Regions from separate parts of the Homo sapiens genome. Here regions 1, 3, 4 and 5 are each linked to region 2. Evidence: chromatin contacts called from ENCODE Hi-C or POLR2A ChIA-PET data. All regions are on one chromosome and are shown on one strand. The core of a region is the stretch at or near the end of the contact, and the rest is flanking DNA. Distances in the headings are between cores, read along the strand shown.

Region 1 (4,527 bases), core at 1,651-4,150, 280 kb after region 2:
TAAGTTTTTTTTTTTTAATGTTGATGTTTTATCTCTTAAGTTTATTGAGGTTACTGTTAGACTAGACTAAATAATTTTTAATTTGTTGGTTTAACTTGAAAGCCCCACATAACATGTAGTTTGCAAGTAATGATAGATTTTTTTTTCTCAGTAATATGATAGCTGGCATCTTTATTTCTAGCTCTGTATAGGACTGTTTTTAATATTTTGCCATTGTGTGTATGCTATTTTCTGTTTCTGATGGGTGCCTTTTATTAAAGGAAAAGAAGTTTTCCTCTATCCCTAGTTTGCTAAGAATTTTTATCAGGAATAAGTGCTTGTCTTAGTCTGTTTGGGCTGCTATTATAGAACACCATACACTGGGTGGTTTATATACAACAGAAATTTATTTGAACAGTCTGGAGTCTGAGAAGTCTCAGATCAAGGCAGCAGCAGATTTGGAGTCTGATGAGGGCCTGCATCCTGGCACTTAGATGATCATCTCCGAAAGGACGAGTGAGCTCTCTGGGTCTCATAAGGGCACTAATCCTATTCACAAAGGCTCCATCCTTATGACCCAGTTGTCTCCCACAGGCCCCACCTCCAAATACCTTCACATTGCAGATTAAGTTTCAACATATGAATTGTGTCCTGGGTGTGGGGGAATGAACATTCAGTCTATTAATAGTGCTGAATATTATTATTTCCCTATAAGAATTTGTTGACATATGGCTTCTTTAATCTGTTATATTTTAGCAGCATTGGGCTTGCACAGTACTATTTGCCTTAGTTGGTTCTTAGTTACTTTAGTGGATTTTTCTTCCCAACCAGACTGTTGCATAGGAACCTTCTAGACTTATAAATATTTTAATGTGATTTGTGTGTTTATGGGCAATCTGAAAATCTGTTCTGAAAGATCTGCAGTGCTAAGTTGTGATGGTGTAGAGCTGTACATGTTAGAATACAGTCTAACATGTTTATTTTCTTTGGTCCTCTTATTCCCTTCTTTTTTCTTGTAAACTAAATTATTTTTTTTTTGAGATGGAGTTTCACTCTTGTTGCCCAGGCTGGAGTGCAATGGCGCGATCTCGGCTCATCGCAACCTCCGCCTCCTGGGTTCAAGCAATTCTTCTGCCTCAGCCTCCTGAGTAACTGGGATTACAGGCATGTGCCACCACGCCCGGCTAATTTTGTATTTTTAGTAGAGATGGGGTTTCTCCATGTTGGTCAGGCTGGTCTTGAACTCCCGACCTCAGGTGAGCCGCCCACCTCGGCCTCCCAGAGTGCTGGGATTACAGGCGTGAGCCACCATGCCTGGCTGTAAACTAAACGATTTAAAATCTTGTTATTCAGAATCAAGAAACACACTCCTTTACGTGTTGTTTAAATGTACTCTATAATTGGTTCTGCTGCTCCTCCCACCTCGTTTCTCAGTTAAAAAACCAAAACTATAGAATGCTTGAATTTTCAGCAAAGTGGCAAATTATCCCCATTCATGGGGCGCTTATTACCGTGGTAACAAGGAGCCAACTCATTCTTGAAGTGGGGCAGGATTCTGGTCCATTGGTTTCAGGATCTAAAACAATCCAAATACCTTTTTTGTACACTTGACAGCATGGCCTATTCAAGGTGTTTCTAAACATCCTTAGCATACACAAAGCACAGCTGAGATAGTTTGTAGAGGAAGTAAAATCCCCCGAGTTGAGGTTCTGTCATATTACAAAGCTCTGAAACAAATCCAGTCTTTATTTCTGAAGATAATCACACAGCTTCCTATTAAGGTCCATTTCCCTCCCTCTGTCTCCTCCCCTTTCTCCCCATTCACATTAAAGACAACTAGTAGGGAAGATCTGGGGGACTAGATAATTAAATGAGGCAGAAGTAAAATGTGCTTTTTTAGACTTCGGCCGAGTTGCCTAGGTGAGGGCTGCAGGTAATCTTTGGTCTAAATATGTTGTGTTAGATTTTGAAGTGCCTTTTCTTAGGTCTTGCTGTGGGACAAGGTTGTTTGGGGCCTACATCTTAGAGATTTTCCTTAGCAGTTGTGTTTGAAGCTAAAGTCTGGAGGAGCAGGTTTGGTGAGGAGGAAAAAATCATAGATCAAGATGTGAGACTTGCTGTCCAAAAATGATTTTTAGAGAGCGTAAGAAATAAATTTCCCAGTAGCTCGTAATAGAGGGCAATCTAGTTTCTTAGCTTATGAATAGAATTTAAGAGTCCAGGAAAATCAAAGTATAATTCGTTTTGGATTAGTCAGATCTCTTGTTTATGGATACGATGATCAAAAAGAGCATTACATTTTATTTTTAGGAGAAGGAGAGAATTTCAAATGCAGGATAGAAAACTCTCAATAATACAAACTTTAGGGATGTTTTGATGTTAATGAGGACAAAACAGTTGGTATAATTTTACTTCCTAAAACAGCTGGTATAATTTTTATTCTGTATTTGAGTGTGTATAACGTTATTATTTTGGGCCTGTTAAATATGGCAGTGAACAAAACTAAGTCTGTTGTCTCAGAACAGATGATCTAGTGGAGAGAGATGTACCATGGACACATGTCAGAAAGGGGGAAAAAAGTGCTGCAGAGAATGTATAGCAAGGAAAAAGGGGAATAGGGAGTGTGGGGAATAGTACTATATGAGGACAGTCAGGGAGTGCCTCTCTAAGATGACATTGAGCAAAAGCCTGCAGGATGCAAAAGAGTGACACGGGTAAATATCTGGGGAAGGAGCAGAGGGAACCACAACATGTAAAGGCTCTGAGGTGGGATTGTGCTTTGTGTGTTCCAGAAGCAGCAAGATGTCTCATTGGAGCAGAGTAAGCAAAAGGGAGAGATTTGAGTAGAACATGAGAAAGAGAGGGGGCATCTTAGAAACCATTGAAGGGTGTGGTACAGAAAATGAGATGATGGAACTTCCCCTTTTATAAGATCACTCTGCCTGCGGAGTTTGAGAGTAGAAGCAAAGTGCAGGTGAGAAATGGTGGTGACTTAAAACAGGGTAGTAGCAGTGGAGGTGGTGAGTTGTAGTTTATTCTGAATATATTTTGAAGATAGAGCCAACAGGATTTGCATATGTGGTTTGTGAGAGGAAAATGGAGTCATTTTCCAATAGCATTAGCTATTGGGAAAAAAATGTTGCTGTTTACTAAAATAGGAAAGATTTTGGAGAGTAGTACTGGAAAGTGCATAGGGAATCAGGATTTTTACTTTGGACATGTTGAGTTTAAGGTGCTTGACATCCAAGTGGAGATTTCGAATAGACAGTAGCCCCTCTTATCCTTGGAGGATACGTTCCATGGCCTCCGGTGGATTCCTGAAACCTTGGGTAGTGCCAAACCCTATATATATTGTGCACGAAATCTTTTTTCATTCGCAATTTTATGGACAGAAGATTCATCCTTACCACAGATCTTAGCAACCTCGTCATATGATTTTCTTTGTTGTTGTTGGTTTTTTTTTTTTTTTTTTTTTTTTTTTTTTTTTTTGGAGACAGACTCCCACTCCATCACCCAGGCTGGAGTGTGGTGGTGGTCTCAGCTCACTGGAGCCTCCGCCTCCTGGGTTCAAGCAGTTCTCCTGCCTCCGCCTCCCAAGTTCTGCCTCGTGCCTCAGCCTCCCGAGTAGAGTAGCTGGGATTACAGGTGTGTCCCACCATGATCGGCTAATTTTTTTGTATTTTTAGTAGAGATGGGGTTTTGCCATGTTGGCCAGGCTGGTCTCGAACTCCTGACCTCAAGTGATCCACCTGCCCCAGCATTCCAAAGTGCTGGGATTAAGGCATGAGCCACCATACCTGGCCGATGTTTTTTGTTTATAAAGTCGAGAACTTTGATCTTTTCACTTGAAGGAAACACTATAAGGCTTCTCTTTGGCATATGTGAATTGGCCAGCATCACTACTCTTGCGCTTTAGGGCCATTATTAAGTAAAATAAGGGTTACCTTAACACAAGCACCGTAACAATAGAGCTGATCCCTAGAGATAGCTACTGAGCTACTGAGTGACTAACACATTGGGAAGCCTAGACAGCGTGGATGCCCTGGACAAAGGAATGATTCTCATCCTGCATGGGATGGAGCAGAGATTTCATCACACTTCTACAAATGGGGTGCAATTGATAACTTAATTGTTTCTGGAATTTTCCATTTACTATTTTTGGACCATGGTTGACCTTGGGTAACCAAAACCATGGATAAGGATAAACTACTGTATACAAACTTGTAGTCCTGGAGAGAGGTTTGGGTTAGCCACTTGGAGAAACACGTAGGTAATGTTTAGAGCTGTGAGATCCAGTCGGGGTATTCATTCCTAAACTGTTTGAGGTGCCCTGGGGTATTGCAGTGAACTCACAGGATATTTTAAATTTTCCAGGAAAACAGTATGATAGGGTGTGTGTTTGATGCCTGTGTTTTCAAAATGATGTTTAAGATGTAAGCATGTGTGCATTTTGTATTCCCATGGGGCTGGGTCCAGCTGTATGCCTTTGTGTATGTGTACCTAGTATTCTTCACAGAAAGTATAGTACATTAGCAAACAGTTCCCATT
Region 2 (4,388 bases), core at 1,224-3,723:
AAGCTTTCAGACTTGAGAGCCATGGTGTAAAACTCAAGGAGGTTTATTTAAATTATGCTGACTTTGCTAGAATTGGATAAATTCTGTATAAGCCAAGTATGAGTTCACATGTACTCGAATATACAGTTTTCACAAAGCTATTACTCTCATCAGTCAGGCTTGTATGATCTATTCCTTACCACAAAAGAAGTAGACAATTGCCACTTTTATTTCTAATCCTTAAGTTGAATGTTTCTTCTTGGATGTAAGTTCAAATAAATTGATCTGGATAAATTTTCATTTCTACTTAATTAAAACTTCCTATGTAAAATCCAAAGGCTTTGTGTTTTATTTTAAAAACATAGTCTTTACTTCACACATTCAACTTAGAATCTGAAAAAGATAGAGAAACCCATATTCTTACATATTTTCTAATTTATAATACACTCCTTTTAGTTTTTTTGTGTTTGGGACTTCCAGAAGCAGGTGCCAAAATGTGATTAGAGGTGCAAGAGATTTATTTGGAGTGAAACACCTAGAAAGATAGAGAAGGGAGCAGAAGGTGGGGAATTCTTCATACCACACAGAAAGTCTGACACCTAGAAGGAAGGATTGGGTAGGGGAGCTTCGGACTTCAGTGCATCTTGAGACTGCTAGATGAGGACTTGGTTCCCAAGCAAAGGTTGCCTGTAGAGAAGCCCACAGGGACAGGAATGGCCTAGATCTAGACCCCTCCAACGTGCTCAGCTACTGGCTGATTGCAGGCAAGGAAAAGTTGGAGGCTATCCATTACTGGTACACAGCGCCAGGACTAGGGTATGGTGAGGCACTTAGGGACAAATATTTGACTATACGACTAAGGAAGACAATGTTTTGGTACAATATTGTAATATCTGAATTGATGCAAAAAAGCCTATGATGAGCAAGATACCAAATTTCAAATCAAACCTGACCAGATTACTGATTTCTTGTTGCTTCAGGTTTCAGCATGGCTCAAGGCACTGCTGATTCACTGTCACCAGTGAGAACAGGCTAGGTCCACACCAGTCGTGTAATTTTCCATAGGCCTGTGTGCCCTTACCCAAAAATAAGACTCTCGGCTTAGGTATTTGAAGTTCCTCTGTTGCCCCTTTTTCAGTGTGAGAATTGTGTGTGCTGTGGAAAACATCCAGGGATGTCTTCCTTTAAACAAGTTCATGGTTAAATGGCCACCCACTCACTCACTAATGCCTTACACAAAGCAAGATGCAAGTGTACCACATACTTTTAGGATATTTTTATATCTTAAAAAATGTATATTGGCCGGGCACAGTGGCTCACGCCTGTAATCCCAGCACTTTGCCGAGGAGGGCGGATCACAAGATCAAGAGATCGAGACCATCCTGGCCAACGTGGTGAAACCTCGTCTCTAAATACAAAAATTAGCTGGGCAAGGTAGCGCGCGCCTGTAGTTCCGGCTACTTGGGAGGCTGAGGCAGGAGAATCGCTTGAACCCGGGAGGCGGAGGTTGCAGTGAGCCGAGATCGCACCGCGCCACTGCACTCCAGCCTGGCGACAGAGCAAGACTCCGTCTCAAAAAAAAAAAAAAAGTATATTGCATATATGTATATATTTTGCACACCATATAATTATCACGACATCTTTATTGCTAGTTAGTAGGTTCCTTGACTGGGGTCATGTCATCTGTGCCTGACACAGGAGGTAATGTTTATTCAGAAATGAAGATGGCGGCTGGGCACGGTGGCTCACACCTGTAATACCAGCTCTTTGGGAGGCCGAAGCGGGCAGATCGCTTGAGGCTAGCAGGGTGAGACCCCATCTCTATCAAAAACACAAAAATAAGCCGGATGTGGTGGCACATGCCTGCAGTCTCAGCTACTCGGAGGCTAAGATGGGAGGATTGCTTGAGACCAGCAGGCAGAGGTTGCAGTGAGCCGAGATCGCGCCACTGCACTCCAGCGTGTGTGACAGAGGCCCTGTCTCAAAAACAACAAAAAAGAACATGGGAGAAGAGGCATTGATGAGGAAAAATCTACAAAGAAAGCAAATATCAATTTGTCAAGCTATTTGCAAACGTCTTCCCTTTCCTGTATTAATATTTTCCCTCTCCCCACTTTTGGCCCGAGGATCTGAGTCCTCGGGTCAGGCCGAAATCAGACCGCGTCCATACCCAGCCTCCTTCGAGGCCTAGCTGTAAAAACCGCTGAGCAAAAGGAATCCAGAATCAGCCCTCAAGCAACTCAAGACAAGTTAGCAATTTCCGCCGGGAAGCCGTGAACATCGGCAGCCACTGGCGTTTCCTCCGAGTCCTCGGAACTCCGGAAACTCTGGGAGCTTTTAGCCCGCCCACCAGGGGAAAGCGGCCCGGAGCCGGCGCCAGGTGGAGCCCATCCCCCTAGGCCTGGCGGGCCGCAGTACCGCCAGGGGCCTGCGGGAGGCGCACGCGGCGCGGCCTGAGGGGAGGGGGAGAACGGGCGGAGGCGGTGCGCTCGGCGCTTCCTGTTCCGGCGCCAGGAGGAGCCGCGCGCTGCTGGTGCTGTTGCCGCCGCTGCTCTAGCTGCCGTCAGTCAGGCTGCGCCCGCGTCTTCAGGGCCCAGTCCCTCGGACCCATCGCCGCTTCTAGACCCTACTGCGGTCTCGGATATTGCCGGGTGAGGCTGCTTCGGTACTAGTGGGAGTCGTGAAGGGGAATCGGGGAGCTGGGGTTGCGGAGCCCGCGGGCGCGGCCAAGCGGGAAGCGGGCGCGGTGACCGAGGTGCATCGAGTCACGTCCAGTGCTCGGGCCGTGGTCGCCTGCCTGGCACCAGGACTAAGCGTTTCTATCGGTCGCCTTCCTCCACGCTGCGGGCTGCCTGGGGATCGCCCCCCAGGGAGAAGGTGTCGGAGGCCGCTGACGTCGCGCCCGACGGGTTTCTGGGCGCCTGACGTCAGGTCTGGCTGCGGGGCGGGGCGGGCGCGGGCCGGCCCCTCCCCCACCCCTTCCCGGCGGGCGCGACCCGCTAGGAGGCCGGTTCGCTCCGGTTGATCCCGGACTCCCTTTGTTCGTGCGTCCCTAAACGGCTGCCGGCCTCGCGCCCCTTGGCCCCGATTTCCCCTCTACCCCCACCCTATTACACTCATTCATTAATTTTTAATAAAAAGGGAAAGGCCTGAAAAGATTCTTACAAGAGTCTCGGGCGCTTGTTAATCCGCAGTGTGACAACGTTCTGGTTATGACTTACTAGAGGAATTGCTCACGGATACATTAGATGAATACCCAGGGCAAACCACGAGAAGGGCAGAATTCAGTGATCTCCTTTTTTAGGACTGAGGAGCACATACCTGCGATAGCGTATGCATAGCTGGACCGTTTTCCTCTTTACCTTGAAAAGCAAGAGTACAGCTTTTAATAGGTAAAGATTCCAGTGTTAAAGCATGAAGCCAGGCTCACTCGACCGCAAGAATTTTTTTTAGTTTTACTACTAGAGAAATACACACCTGGGGGTTGTAAAGGTCTGTTTCGAAAAGGAACCCTCATTACAGGCAAAGGTAGCCTTCAGAAACATTTCATAAGTTCTTTGTTCACTGGTGTTCTTTGGGGGAAGAATAGAAATTTTTCATGCTGGCATCTCTGAGCCCACAATGCAAAGCGAGTTTGCTTCAGAAACTTGGAGTGAATTGCAAATATTGGAATGTTCTTTTCCTCACTCCAGGCGGAATGGGTAAAATCCATCCCCAGTCTCTTAACTGAAACTTTTGAAGCTAGTGTGTTTTGAATTCAAAAATACTTGGATTTTATCTTCATCTTTTTAGAAAGTCATGTTAGACGAGAGATAACACCCCCAGCAGAGTGGGGCACCCCATAATCCAACATTAATATTTGCAGCAATAGATGTGAACATTCATTCTAAGTGGGGGCGAATAGAAACTATAAATAGCTTCAGGTCACATTTTGCCACCATGTAAGTTTTGTGCCAAACTAGGGCAGATAAAGATTTATGGACCTAAAAGTAGGCATCATAAAAGCTAATATTTGTTGAGGTTTTGCTATATTCCAGGCAGCGACTAAGAGATTTGTTTATTAAAAGTTTTACAGCAAATCTATGATGTGGGTACGATTCCGATCTTCCTTTGCCTCAAGTTTGGAGAGTTGGACTTGTCAACTCTGGCCGAACCAACCAGTGAAGAGCTGCAGTTATAGCTAGATAATCATACTTTAACGTTTACTTTTTTACCTATAAGCTAGATGTCCACATACAAAGAAAAGAGAATTTGGTATTTGTTTTCCACCCAAGCACTATTTTTTTAGGCACTTGATTGGACAGAGTCCCATTTAGTTCCTCGCAACATTACTGGCCTGGTTTTTATTTGTTTTGTTTTTTAAACTGCGTGCTTTTTACAAATAGTATGGCCTGTTCTTTATAGTTCGG
Region 3 (4,131 bases), core at 813-3,312, 320 kb before region 2:
GTTTAAATGAAAAATGCAGTGCCAAGTCAAAAATTCAAATCGTTATGTATAATTACAGACCACAGTAAATCAATTTTACAAACACAGTACCAATCTCACCATGTTCCAACACCCACAGGGTAAGGTTGTGATGGTTTAGAATTTGGTAAGAGGCTGAAGGTGAAGTGAAAGTGGGAATTGGGGTGTTGTGGAGCCTCCAGAGCTTGTCTGAATCACATGGCGATTCAATCAAATATAATTAAGGAGCCAGGAGAGCCTAAACCATCCAATTTCTCCTAATTAACAACAAAAAAATCATCTAATTAGTAGTGTAAACTCAAATTCTGGTTTTTTTTTTGAATGGTCATTTATGTGTATTGTTGCATTTGACATGTAGATTGAATGCTTTAATGAAAACAAGAACCAATTCCCTAATCAGTAAATTGCCCTCCTCACTGCCATGCTGAGAATCTGCTGTTCTCCTCCTTTTATCAAGGAGCTAAGTTAAGAATTAGTCAGGGCTACATAATACATTTCTAATTATTTACAGCCCTTCTCCTGAAACTAGAAAGAAAAGAAAAAAATACTGTTTGATCAAGGCAGAGTTTAGGGTTTCATACTCAGAGAAATCCTAGTCATGCATGTGGCTGCAAGGCTCTGCTGGCCGTAGGATTTAGGCATCCTCTGATGATGCCTGTCCTTACCTGATCAGTGAGAGCCACTGTTCCATGTTATCTGGGAGCCTTTAAGCTTCAGTGGCAGTGAAGGAAGACCTGGCCTGCGGTTCAGCTCAAGACAGGAGTTAGTAGACACAGTTTTAAAATATCCTTTGGTACCTCCATTCAAGCAATTGACTCACTGCTCTTCTTGACAAGTGCTGGTAGCAACAAGGTGTAAAAGGACACCCTGATGATTTGTTCAGCGACTCTGGCCATCTCCTTGGGACTGATGCTCTGAGAGGGTCTTGGTGGCTCAGTCATGAAATCCTGGCTATTTGAAGTTCCAAACTTGGATGGTCTTGCTGGTTCCCACACTCAGTAGCAGTCTAGGTGGTGCCGTTAAGCGCGGGATGGATGCTGTATTGCATAAACCTCAGAAGCACTTTCTGCATAGGCATGTGAGCTGATGAAACAGCACTTACAATTTGAGAGTTATCTTTTAAGAAAAGGGTAGGAGGCAAGTTTTTGTCATCTAGCTTCCTGAGTTTCTCTACTATCTCGCTTCTCTACACACAGTGACTGGAGCATTTTTACAGATACGTGGGAACATTAAAAAAGAAATATCGGCTTAAATTCACTCCTGGCCACTTGCTTAACTCCATTATTTTCCCTACTTGGTGAAATAATAAAATTCTACAGTTCTGTCTAAACTCATTTCTAGAAATATCTTCATTTTATGTGGATAGAAATTCATGGACAAACTTAAGGGTTTAGTATAATGGTAGATACAAAAAGAAACAGTACAGGAAAGTAGAAGTTAACCCAGTATGAAGGAGACTTCAAAATAGCCAGGTTGATCCCATCGTTTCTTGAATTAGCCTACACATTTGCTTCAAAGGTGGAAAATTGCTTTCATAGTTGATGGAAGTTGTCATTGGTTTTGATAGGATGGAATGAGAGGATTGAGGTAGTGTCCTTTTAGGATTTCTTGATTTGAAGCTAAGTGTGGATGAAATTTACTGATTTCTATTTAAAGTATATACATATTGGCTTCTTGTCTAGGTATTTCATAAATAATGACAATGTAAAGTCAAACAGCCGTTATCTAAAATAGATTTTCTACTGGATGACACCCAGTTTTGCCATTATAGAGGCTGACAAAAGAGGACAGATGAAATATACCAAAGATTAGTGCAATAATAAAAGTCTGCCAGAAGCATTCTAATTTATTTCTTAAAAGCTCAAATGTTTAAGTGATAATGTGAAGGCAGAAACATACATCTTTGCTCTGCCCAAAAACTGAGCCATCTGTAGAGTAGTAAGAGCTGACACCAGTGACAAGGACTCACGGTACTAGGAAAGCCTCCCCATGTGCTTTTCCCTGCATCAGAATGCTTTCATTTCAGTGCTGAATAAAAACGAGATGTCATGGGGGAAAGAGGAAGTTAGCTGTGTGTATTTGTCATCCCTGTTGTGATGTTCTTTGCAGCTTTTTCTTCTTCTAGAGTCTCCCTTTGGTCTGATTTGCATAGGCAAGTATACACTTTCTTTTCACCGAAAGTGTGTGGCTTCCTCCTTGGGCTTGTCAGGAACATCCCGTCCACCAACCACATCTTTGCTTTGTAGCATGTTCTCTCTTCTTCCCCCGGAATGAGGTGGAGTCCAAAGTCTGTTTAGGGGAATCGTCTTCTGGTGTCCAGATGTTCTAAGCACTGGTTTTTCAAGCCTTTGGTCAAGAAGCAGAGAGCAAGCATGCAGAGTTGAGGCTTTTAACCTTTCAGATTGGCTTTTAATCTATTCCCTGAAGCAGTGATGACAGAGCATGTTATTTTTAACCTTAGTGATTAATATTCCCCTCTCTTCCTCTCCCTTCTACCCCACTTACACAAATCTGGTGTTATTTTTTTTGTTGTTTGTTTGCATGATGTCACTGATCAAATACTCTGGTTTTGTATGTTTCAAAATGTATTCTTGAAGTACTATTAATCTTTTCTTCTCCAAAGATTCCCACCACAGGGCTTCAGATTACTGGTTGTGACACCACAAAACCAACTAAAGAAGAGGAATCCAGGGTGTAATATCATTTCACCACTGAGCCTTGCTTAAAATGTTGACTTTTTTAAAGCAAATGCCTGGAATTATTTATACAAGTGGTGTTAGCAGAACATTCTTTGAAAATTGAAAGCCTTTAGTGGTTCTTAGATGCTCTGAAACTGGTGTTATCGAAAAAATTTGTGGGATAGAAACTGGAATATCCCTGAGAAGCAGGCCGAAACCTAACAAAATGAACAGAAACACCCAACCCTTCCCAATTCCTTTGAAACAATCACCTTTTTGTAGCTAGCAGTGGGCTGAGCTTTTTCTTCTTTAGACTTGATAAGTATCAAACTATCTCCTGCAGCAAAACTTAAGAATTATATGCTGTGAAGCCTCAAATTTTTGTTTTCAGCAAAGGTTCTAGTGATACTTCTGAATTTCTTTGGGGAATGAGCCTAGAAAATATTGTTAAAGTAACAGATGAGTAAAATTAGCAACATAGAAGTAAAATTCTGCCCTGCTTTGTCCTAAGTATGTGGACACACAGCATACATCACCTGAGTCACAGGGAATTGGCCAGGACCTCTTAATTCAAGAAGAATATTGTAAGATATTTTAAAATAATGTGCAAACACTTGGCATCCTCATTCTACCTTTTAAAACCCCTAAATTGCTATGACTTATTTTTATAAGGTTTAGTTGTGCTAGCTATTTGGATTGAATTATATCATGTGAGCATCTTGAAATTTGAAAATTTAATGAAGCGTATGTTTTTCTATGAGAAAGGCAGCTTCTTGAATTAAAAATGAAGAGAGACTAGCTTAGAAGGAAAAAAGATTAAAGTTGCAAATCATCTCTATGTGGCTGGACTCATAGGGCATGATGAGAGCACAGAACCCAACCTTGGGTTGAGAACCCAGGGAATTTGGTTTGGTATAGAGAATGATATTAGGAGTGTAGGAATATTTAATGCCCTTATTCAAAAGGAAGTCAAATTTCTGACAGTTTCAGCAGCTTCAGCTTCTAGACTCTAAAACAAAATGCTAAGCCTGGAAATAGTTCAAAACACATAGTGACAGCAAAAAGAAATAATGGTTGGCTTGAATTTGAGGAGATAGTTGAACAATTGAAGGTATACAGCACACAGGTTCCTGAGGCTACCCAGACTGCCCATTGAAGGCTCACTCAACAAAGACGGCATAAAGCAACAAATCATCTCTGTCAAATGAGTGTGCTAGACCAAGAGTACACATGAACGGTGTAAGTTAATAGCTAATATTTAAAAATCGGGGTCCCCATTAAAACCACAATTGTATTTCAAATCTGCTGATTTTTTTAAAAAAGACGAAAGGTCTATGTACTCAGCATAGGTTTAATTTACATTATATTAATTTGTTGTATTAATTCCAATACCCTCTCTATATGTAGAAAAGTCATCCATGACATAGTATTTCAT
Region 4 (4,423 bases), core at 979-3,478, 400 kb before region 2:
TCAACAGAAAGAAAGTGAATGAAAAGAAATTAAATTGATCAGACTCACAACTTGTTGGCAATTCTGATAAAAGACTTGAGATAGAGGATTTACATATTGTTGATAAACCTTTACATCATTTATTGACTCATAGTCCCCTCTGTTTCTGAACCTGCATGAGTAACCAATAGTTGCTTAAATAGATAAAATTAGAATTCTTTCCATGGGATTCCTTTCTGTTTATAGGATAGGATCCCCATGTTATTGGCTAGTGATTTTTCCTTTCTTGCATTTGTTGGAATGGCCCATTGTTGAAGATCAACAGGCATTAATCAGTAGTGAATCAGTCTTGCCTCCTTGTCATCTTGTTATAGCAGCTCCTGCGACTGGACTGTGGTCATGCCTCGTGGGTTGGCAGTAGGGAACAGGACTTCCTTCAGACACTCGTGCTTAAGCAGCTGTTTCTCTTTCTCCAGAAAACACTGGTTTCCCCAGCCCCCAACTGGTTCTTCCCTGCTGAGAAGCCAAAATATGCCAAAGTCACTGCTAGACCAGTTCCATCCCGTGATAGTGCAAATGACTCCAGTGCCTTTCCCTCCCACCCAGATTTTCCCAACATAAGCTTTTCTCCTCTTTGTCAAGAGCTTATTCTGTCATCTTGTTTCCCTTTCCCTATAAATAATCTATTTTTTCCCACCAGACTCACGGAACAGAGGCGTGCCCCACGTTGTATGCTTGCACTGAGCATTCTTTCAGCGTTCTTTACTTGCTTGACCTTTTAGTTATTTTCTTTCATCCCTACCGAGGTCTCCAAACTGAGGTCGTGAAAGGTCAGAGTTTTAAAAATATATATCAACTGAATGCTTTTCTTCAGAAAACTGAGCACCTCACTTTCTGGATATTCGCAGAGGTTCCCTGGTCTGCAGTGACCCTTGCCACACATTTCTTCACTATTTTCACTTCATGGTTTAGATGCCCTGGTGATAGTGAGGAACTGTAAATAAGCACGGTCTGAAAGTGTCAGGAGGAGCTCAGATGATCCTGAGCTCTTTGGTCTTTCTCTTGGTTTAGAATTCCTCAAGACCTATTGTAGTGACTTCTTTTACTCGACTCAGAATTCCAGGGCTTTGGTGCTCCTTAAGTCTCAGAAGAAACGCATGGTTATGGTGTCTGTCAACTTGCTGTTTATTGAAATACCTTTTATTGTAATGCACCAAGTAAAGACGAGGTGATGTGGGCACTAACTTAATGATATTACACAAACACACTTAATTGCACTTAGGGAGTTCAGCATGACATTAGTGATTTCATACAGTGAATAAGTCTCTTCTCTTTTGTTTGACAAGTTTTGTTGTCATTTAACAGATTTGCTTCATGGGAGGTAAACTTATACTTTCTAAGGATGAATGAGTGCTTTGCAACTAATGGGTCATATGTTGGAATTTAAACATATTAAAGAGTTAATTCATTTCAAGAACTTACTAGTAAATATGCACTACCCACAAGAGATTTTTAGAATAACCTCTTTTGAATGATTAATATTTATATGTAATCATGTGCATATTTTATTTGAGATTTTCAGGGTATAAATGTCGATGCAATTTCCTTTAATAAAGGAATGATATATATGAGCCAAAGTAGTGATGTATTCATCATAGATAACGTCTCACTGATTTCCATTTGCCCCCGAAGGCATCCCAAATTTGGAAGGGCCATTGTTGTTTCATCATAGACTCCTTGGCCATGACTCTTATATAGACATCTGAGGAAATGCTGTGGCAAGTTTCTTGTACCTACTTTGGTAATTGTAAACCATCCAGGACCGTATCCTTTAGGTTTAATTTATCTTGCTCCTCTTTGCCCCTCTTTTCCAAGGGAGGGTTTAGAAGATGAATTATACTCAAGAGTTAGTGTTTCTCCAGAAGATCAGACCACAAGTTGTAGAAAGCACACCAGAACTTTGCACTTCTGCCCTTTATCTTAATTCCTAGCCCATGCTTAAGCCTTTTAGGATCTATCTACATCCACCTCACATAACCATCTAGAATTCTCCCAAAATCTTGTTTCAGTAGCCTGGGAATCATGGCAGTTATATCTGCATTTGTGTGTTTCCTGGCCATATAGTAAAAATGGCAAAAGAGATTTATATGGTCAAATCCCTAGCCTTTCCATTCCTTTGCTTTATAAATGAATAACAGTGATCTAAAAGCGAAAGAATGTAGCTAACCAGTGTCATTTGGGATCTTCTGAAGTAGTACGGAAACTCCACATTCTTCAGACCAACTTGCGGCATGCCAGCACATTCCTCTCCGATGAGGTGGAGGAATACTGGTGGCTGGCCTGGGACTTGTAGGACTGGGGCGGGGAGCTGCTGTTTAAAAATACATTTAATTATATTCCTTCTCTGCAGTAACATTGATACCATTTTTAGCCCATTACAAATACTGTGATTTTCATTTAAATCACGTCCATTATCTTATTGACCTAGTTTTTATTTTGTAATCAAAATGTTCTATTTCTGGATAGCCTCACCCAGAATCTTTTTTTTTTTAAAGGTTACAGACCCTTTGTGCAGTTTTTTCCTTTCGTATCTGCGTACAGATGGGCTGCATCTGTGTTCACACAGCAGAAAATGGTACTATATTGTTCCCTTTAAGAGTGTGGGTTTTCTCTACTTAATCTCGGACTCTTCATGGAGACACAGCTGGCAAGATGCCACGAGACCTCGCATTTGGTAACTGTTTTGGTGAATGGATATTGGGAGAGTTAAGTAATCCTATTTCTATTCGAAATGAGAATCCTGATTCTCTTCTTCCATTTTTGCTCTTTCTCTGTTCGTCTGCTAGTTCCCTCTGTGAGCCTTCTCTTTCCTCCCCGCCTCTCCAGCCGTCCACTATGAACCTCACGTAGCCCTGTCTTCATTCATGCCCTCTCGGGTGCTCCCTGCTGCTTGTAAGATCCCACTTATTTCTGGCCTTTGCTTTTTCTACATTTCTTTCTCTCCTGTTTCCTTCTTTCCCTCTTACCTTCTCTTCCTTGCTGTCAGCCATGTATTTCTGCACTCTGGTTGGAAGCTCACCCTGCAAAGAACACCCCGGAGGTGTTTCCAGGGCTCAGCTGTTTTTCACTCATGTCTAGGCAGGGCCTTGAGGCCCCTGAGGAACTTTCAACTTTGCCCTCAAGACTTCCTCTTAATATTATTATTATTATTATTATTATTATTATTATTATTATTATTATTATTATTTGAGGCAGAGTCTCGCCCTGTCACCCAGGGTGGAGTGCAGTGGCGTGATGATCTCTGCTCACTGCAACCTCCATCTCCCGGGTTCAAGCAATTCTTCTGCCTCAGCCTCCTGAGTAGCTGGGATTACAGGTGTGCGCCCTGACGCCCAGATAATTTTTGTATTTTTAGTAGAGACAGGATTTCACGATGTTGGCCAGGCTGGTCTTGAACTCCTGACCTCAAGTGATCCACCCACCTTGACCTCCCAAAGTGCTGGGACTACACACATGAGCCACCGTGCCTAGCCTCTCAATATTGTTTTTCACTGTCCTTCTTGACACATGAAAATAGGCTGTGCTTCTCTTGAGGCAATAATTGGATCAGAATTTTAGGATTTTTGCATGACCAGCCATTTTATTTTGTAGGCGAGGAAGCAGAAGACCTGAGAATGACTTCCCCTAAGATTCTGAGGCAATGGAGTGGCAGGACCAAGTCAGCCACCCCATCTTCCCCTTCCCACTATGTGGTTCTCCTCTTACTGCCCTCTGTCTTAGCCGGGGAATCTTACAGATGTTGCATCTGGTGCTTCCTGGTGTTCATTTCTTCCAACCACCATTTGCCCTTGCAAATACCATTCGGTATGAAAGTATTTTAGAGCAACTGAGTCTTCAGTGTGTCACTTTATTGCCAAAAGAAGACACAAACGATGGAGTACAATGGTAGGAGTCTCCGGCTGGGTTCTCAGGGATTTTCTCAGGAATTATGTTTTGCTCCAAGTCGTTTCAGTTGACGTATTCATTCCTCAGAACCGGTAGATGACTATGACATATAATACCCAAGCTTGAGCTCTTTCCTGTCTAACTGGAGTCTCCCTTTTAATCAGGAAACCACATTTAAAGCTGTGTCCTGAACTCTGCCCAGCATGTCAGCTTGGCCAGGAAGGACAGGGAATTCCTACTGGTAGTAGCCACTGGGGACTGAGGGAGTCACGGGAGGTCAGATGGGAGCTTAGCAAGAAAGACAGCAGCAGCACAGGGTACATTCAGGCTGCTAGGATTGTCTTTTTGTTTGCGAAACTCCCTCCCTGGTTGAGGTCAGGAAAAACCTAGGATAGCAACCCCCTGGGCCGGTGACCCCACACTAGGATTTTGTGATCTAACCATTTAAAAAAAATTGTTTTTAATTGAGGAGGTTTAACATAGTGTTTAGCTTTGATCT
Region 5 (4,007 bases), core at 1,480-3,979, 480 kb before region 2:
TATATACCGAAGTAGACCATACTCTCTAATCCTCCCTATTTCCTGATATAAGTTATTACTAAGAATTAGCTAATTCATAGTAATCTCTTGGAGAAAATCTATCAAGCCTTTCTGCCTCTACAGTAACAAAACAAAACAAAAATAAAACACTGACTTCAGGTTTCCTGTTTTCTAAATAGGGCAAAATATTCATTAAATTAAGCGGATACCTCACCTGTCTGGTTAATAATTAACTTTTAAAAAATCCACATTTTTGCAGCTCGACCTCGACAAGACCTTTCAAAAACCCTAACAGATGGTTAGGTGCTATCACGTGTCTGAAACGAACTATACGCTGCAGAAACTAAATTTGAGGAGGAAGGGAAGAAAGCATTTAAATTCCAGGGACATATGCCGGAGTTGGAAAACAAAAGTGTTAATTAGTGGAATAATATCTCAGATACTTTCTCTTCAAAACAGTGGATTAGCAGGAGTAGGAAAGGCTGGGTCTGAAACACGCGTTTCACTGCCTTCTCAGAATTACTCCCGTATAAACAAAGCCTCAAGTTGCTGGAGGGAGCAGTGTTTCCTCTGAAATCACGGAGATAGCCCAGATTTAGTCATCCAGTCCTTCTTGCGAATATTCAACCCATATCAGGAGGTACAGAGGTTTTTAGGGTTTAGGGTATTTTTAACCAAACCTTTACTTTCAAGACTAGCAGAGGCACTTTCGCAGCCCACCCTGCGCCACTCAGCCTCTGCGCTGCGCCCTCCTCGCCTCTCGCGCGGCAAGGACCTGAAGCCCCGGTGTGGCCGCGGCCCTGCGCACTCTCCAGATCCAGGTGAAGGTTGCGAGGCCTGGCGACGCCTAAGCGCTGACAGGTGGCCTCGCCCCGCCTCTTTGTCGCCCAGGGCGGCGCTCGCCTCCGCTCCAGGCCAGAAGCCGCAGCCCGCGCGCCAGGCACAGCTCCCCCGACCGGTCTCAGGAGTTCGGCCACCTCCCCGGGGAAGAGTGGGACTCAGCCAGGCGCCGGGCCGGCCTCTAGGAGCCTGCGCCAGAGCAAAGGGCATCCGGCACCCGACCCGGGCCAGGCCCTTGGACTAGGGCGGCACGGAACCTAGCGCCTGGGCAGGTCCAACCCTGCGCACTGCCCCTCAGCCTCGTGAACCCTTCGCCTCCACGACCCCCGGAACCCATCCCAGCAAGTGCGGCAGTGACCTCGGGTCTCACCGCCCGGGGGCCAAACACCTCGGCCACCCCGGGGCCCCAGAAGGGCCGAGGGTCAGCCGAGCGGACGAACCACATTCCCAAGGACAAGCAGCGGGTGGCAGCACCGCCCCCGCCCGAGCGCCCTCGGGTCCCTTTCTGCCGGGGCTCCAGTGGCTTGAGTGTCCCGACCCCTCCAGAACACGCAGGCGGCCGCAGGAAGAAATTCACCCGGACCCGTCCTCTTCCCCGAACTTCTTCGTTCCTCTCGGAGGTTCCTTCTACCCGACCCCTCTGCGCCACCAGCTCCTCCCACTCCGCTCCCCTCCCCTTTTTCTGGTCCCCACTTAGGAATCCGTCCCCCCGCCCTGCGCCGGGTCCGGGGTTCCTCCCCCCGGCTCCCCCCGCGTGCCGTCGCCGCCGCCCGGGTTCCTCTCCCCCCGCTCGGGCGCTCCCTGCCAAGCCCATGATGTAATGGTGTATGTTAATCAGTAGCATGTGGGGAGCTCCGGCTCGGGCGGCTCAGTCCTCCGCGAGCCGACACTGGAGGCAGCAGCAGCGGCGGCTGCAGCGGCCCCGACTCGAAGCACCGCACTCTCCCCGCGCCGCCCGCCCCGACGGCATGGCCCGCGGCCGGCGCTCCGGGCGCCCCCAACCCCGCTGAGAGCCGCCGCGGCCCCGGACCCGCGCAAGGGCCCCCGAGCCGCCGGGATGAGCCGCGCCGAGGTGAGCGCTCCCTCCCTACGGCCCTCGGCGGGGGACCCGCGGGTCACTGGGGGTCCCCTCCCCGGGGGCTTCCCCCTCCGCCCGAGAAGTTCTGGGAGCCGGAAGCAGCGTGTTGTTGGAAGCTAGCGGCTCCTTGAAGGCTGAGTCGCTGGGTTCTCCTCCCCGCCGGCGGCGGCCACGAGAACCGGGATGGGACTGGGGGAACCCCCGCAGCCGAACTTTCTTTGCTGTCGTTGGGGGGCGTGTGCCTGCGGCGCCGATCCGCATTCCCCGCGGGGCCGCCCCGCTGGCCGAAGGGAGCAGCGCTGCGGACCCCGGCCGTCCCCTCGCGGGGCGTGTGCCCAGCGCTGTGCCGCCCTCGGCCTGCGACGCGCGGGCGAGGCTCCGGGCCGGACAGACCAGCCCGTAGGCGGCGGCGGCAGGATGCCTGCCACACACGCGCGCACACACACACGCACACGCGCGCGCACAGTGACCGCTCCGGCCGGAGCAGGCCCAGGGAGACCTCCCGGGTGGGCTGGTGCGGCGCGGCGCGGGGGAGCCGGGGCTCTGGGTTGCGCCGCCGCCCGCTGGGCGCGGAGCTTTGGGTGGAGAGAGTTTATTTTTGTCTCGAGCTGCTGCCGCGGCTGCTCACGGCCTAAATCCAGAGGGGCGCCTGGCGGTGGAGATGCTGGCTGTTGCTGTAGATGGAGCTGCAGCCGCTCGGCTGCTTCTCTGGGAGGAGGAGGAGGAGTAAGAGGAGGAGGAAGGAACTCGGGCTGCCGCTGCCTCCGCCTCTGCTTTGCATTAGCTCCCACCCCCACCCCCGCGCCCCTTCGCAGCCGCATTGCAAGTTTTCTGCGCGGGGAAGATCTGTTGCTGGTGCTGGCGTTCTTAAGCACGGCGCCCGAGGCCACCCCAGGCGGGCCGTGAGGGGAGCACCAGCCGTTGGCAGCGGCAGCAACAGGAAGCCGCGGGGTCTCCTCCCGCACCTGGGAAGCAGGCTTCTCGCTGTTACCCGGTGGGGAATAGCCCATCTCCCACATCGGGTGCGGAGGGGGCGGAGGGGGCGGCTGGATTTCGGCGAACCCAACCTTCCGCGGGACGCCCCCTCCCCTGGCCCCAGCACCCTCTGATGCCCTCGTCCCCCCAGGGCGCGCTCCTCCGCTAGCCGAGGTCTCACTGCAGCTCTTTCTCTCCTTCCAGTGGTGATCGCCGCTCGGGAATGCGGGCGTGAAGGGTCCGAGTTGCCGCCCAGCGGGGAGGAGACCCCAGGACGCCGGAAATCACCATCCCAAAGCTGCAAGAAGGGGGGAGAAAGCATTCTTCATTCAGTTGTGTGCCTTGTGGGGGATTTTTAAAAAGTCGTTTTTTTTTTTAAAGAAACATTTCCGTGCTACTGTCTGTCATCGTCTCTGGGGAAATCAGCCAGAACCACCGGAACGTAACTGAAACCAGACAAGAGAGGCAGGAGCCCAGGCAGTACCTGCAGCGTCCGGGCACCAGAGCCACCTTGGAACAGGAACGCGTCTCCGGCCGCGGGGCTGCGGCTCCGCCAAACTTTGGGGCGGGCGGGGCGGGCTGGGGCGCCCAGGGGGCTCTGTAGACCGAGGGCGGCCCCCTAACCATGATGTTTCGCGACCAGGTCGGGGTGCTGGCGGGCTGGTTTAAGGGCTGGAACGAGTGCGAGCAGACTGTTGCGCTGCTGTCGCTGCTCAAGCGCGTGAGCCAGACCCAGGCCCGCTTCCTCCAGCTCTGCCTGGAGCACTCGCTGGCCGACTGCGCCGAGCTGCACGTCCTCGAACGCGAGGCCAACAGCCCCGGTAAGTGTGCGGCGGCCGCCGCCGCCGTCCCGCCTGCCCAACCCCCGCTCCTCCCTCCGCTTCTCTGCCTCGGGCCAGGCCGAGGCCAGTCCCTGCCAGCCGCGCCGGGACCTGGACGGCGTGGCCCCGAGGCCCTCGGAATCCACCCCCTCCGGGTGTCCCCCCACTACCGCCCCCCACCTACTTACCTCCGCCGGCCGCTTTGGGATTTTGCCCACTGTGAACTCCGTCAGCCCTTTCCGTGTGGTAGCTACGGTAGCATGAATGATTGATTTTTCTCTCATGCAGTTTCC

Evidence for each region. Hi-C counts contacts between places; a loop is a spot of excess contacts on that map. ChIA-PET counts read pairs that join two places held with the same protein, here RNA polymerase II (POLR2A). Pooled maps may share reads with other maps.
Region 1: a map with no recorded cell type shows a loop between it and region 2 (16-fold over the local background). The contact joins the enhancer-like site here to the promoter of MAPK1IP1L in region 2. A Hi-C loop is called at or near these places in 1 of 37 single-sample maps with no recorded cell type and 7 of 50 pooled maps. POLR2A ChIA-PET finds 5 or more read pairs at or near these places in 4 of 52 experiments (AG04450, OCI-LY7, PC-3 and 1 more).
Region 3: a pooled map shows a loop between it and region 2 (4-fold over the local background). The contact joins the enhancer-like site here to the promoter of MAPK1IP1L in region 2. A Hi-C loop is called at or near these places in 2 of 50 pooled maps. POLR2A ChIA-PET finds 5 or more read pairs at or near these places in 3 of 52 experiments (PC-3, WTC11 and activated CD4-positive, alpha-beta T cell).
Region 4: a pooled map shows a loop between it and region 2 (2.1-fold over the local background). The contact joins the enhancer-like site here to the promoter of MAPK1IP1L in region 2. A Hi-C loop is called at or near these places in 1 of 50 pooled maps. POLR2A ChIA-PET finds 5 or more read pairs at or near these places in 2 of 52 experiments (PC-3 and WTC11).
Region 5: a loop to region 2 is called in a map of B cell, with 17 times the contacts of the local background. The contact joins the promoter of SAMD4A here to the promoter of MAPK1IP1L in region 2. A Hi-C loop is called at or near these places in 5 of 168 maps with a recorded cell type or tissue (B cell, CD8-positive, alpha-beta T cell, chondrocyte and 2 more), 3 of 37 single-sample maps with no recorded cell type and 21 of 50 pooled maps. POLR2A ChIA-PET finds 5 or more read pairs at or near these places in 9 of 52 experiments (CD4-positive, alpha-beta T cell, CD4-positive, alpha-beta memory T cell, GM12878 and 6 more).

What each region holds. Positions count from the first base shown.
Region 1 is chr14:55,324,476-55,329,002 of GRCh38, forward strand. All of the region lies in intron 1 of FBXO34 (F-box protein 34), which reads left to right. Among named protein-coding and RNA genes, the nearest start is that of FBXO34-AS1, 55 kb to the left of the region's middle. RefSeq lists enhancers at 2,767-2,906, 3,716-4,217. Within about 2 kb of position 2,901, at least 3 of the 41 ENCODE cell types and tissues checked have a DNase peak (open chromatin) inside an H3K27ac peak, as active enhancers do.
Region 2 is chr14:55,049,174-55,053,561 of GRCh38, forward strand. It overlaps MAPK1IP1L (mitogen-activated protein kinase 1 interacting protein 1 like), which reads left to right and starts at 2,474. Exons shown (of 4, transcript NM_144578.4): 1 at 2,474-2,630. SOCS4 (suppressor of cytokine signaling 4) reads left to right here. Exons shown (of 3, transcript NM_199421.2): 3 at 1-316. RefSeq lists enhancers at 1,836-2,525, 2,065-2,264 and silencers at 2,295-2,534, 2,885-3,044.
Region 3 is chr14:54,728,214-54,732,344 of GRCh38, forward strand. All of the region lies in intron 3 of SAMD4A (sterile alpha motif domain containing 4A), which reads left to right. Among named protein-coding and RNA genes, the nearest start is that of SAMD4A-AS1, 42 kb to the left of the region's middle. RefSeq lists a silencer at 2,158-2,452 and enhancers at 2,239-2,358, 2,459-2,538. Within about 2 kb of position 2,063, at least 11 of the 41 ENCODE cell types and tissues checked have a DNase peak (open chromatin) inside an H3K27ac peak, as active enhancers do; they include PC-3, where a contact is called at or near this core.
Region 4 is chr14:54,650,128-54,654,550 of GRCh38, forward strand. The region is part of intron 2 of SAMD4A (sterile alpha motif domain containing 4A); the gene reads left to right. It overlaps LOC112268133 (a long non-coding RNA gene), which reads left to right. Exons shown (of 2, transcript XR_002957606.2): 2 at 1-4,423. Among named protein-coding and RNA genes, the nearest start is that of SAMD4A-AS1, 36 kb to the right of the region's middle. RefSeq lists enhancers at 39-646, 647-1,253, 2,833-3,569. Within about 2 kb of position 2,229, at least 31 of the 41 ENCODE cell types and tissues checked have a DNase peak (open chromatin) inside an H3K27ac peak, as active enhancers do; they include PC-3, where a contact is called at or near this core.
Region 5 is chr14:54,564,399-54,568,405 of GRCh38, forward strand. It overlaps SAMD4A (sterile alpha motif domain containing 4A), which reads left to right and starts at 2,730. Exons shown (of 13, transcript NM_015589.6): 1 at 2,730-2,940; 2 at 3,098-3,714. The coding sequence starts at 3,519. RefSeq lists silencers at 1,512-1,641, 2,202-2,251, 2,372-2,561, 3,402-3,461, 3,702-3,761 and 2 more.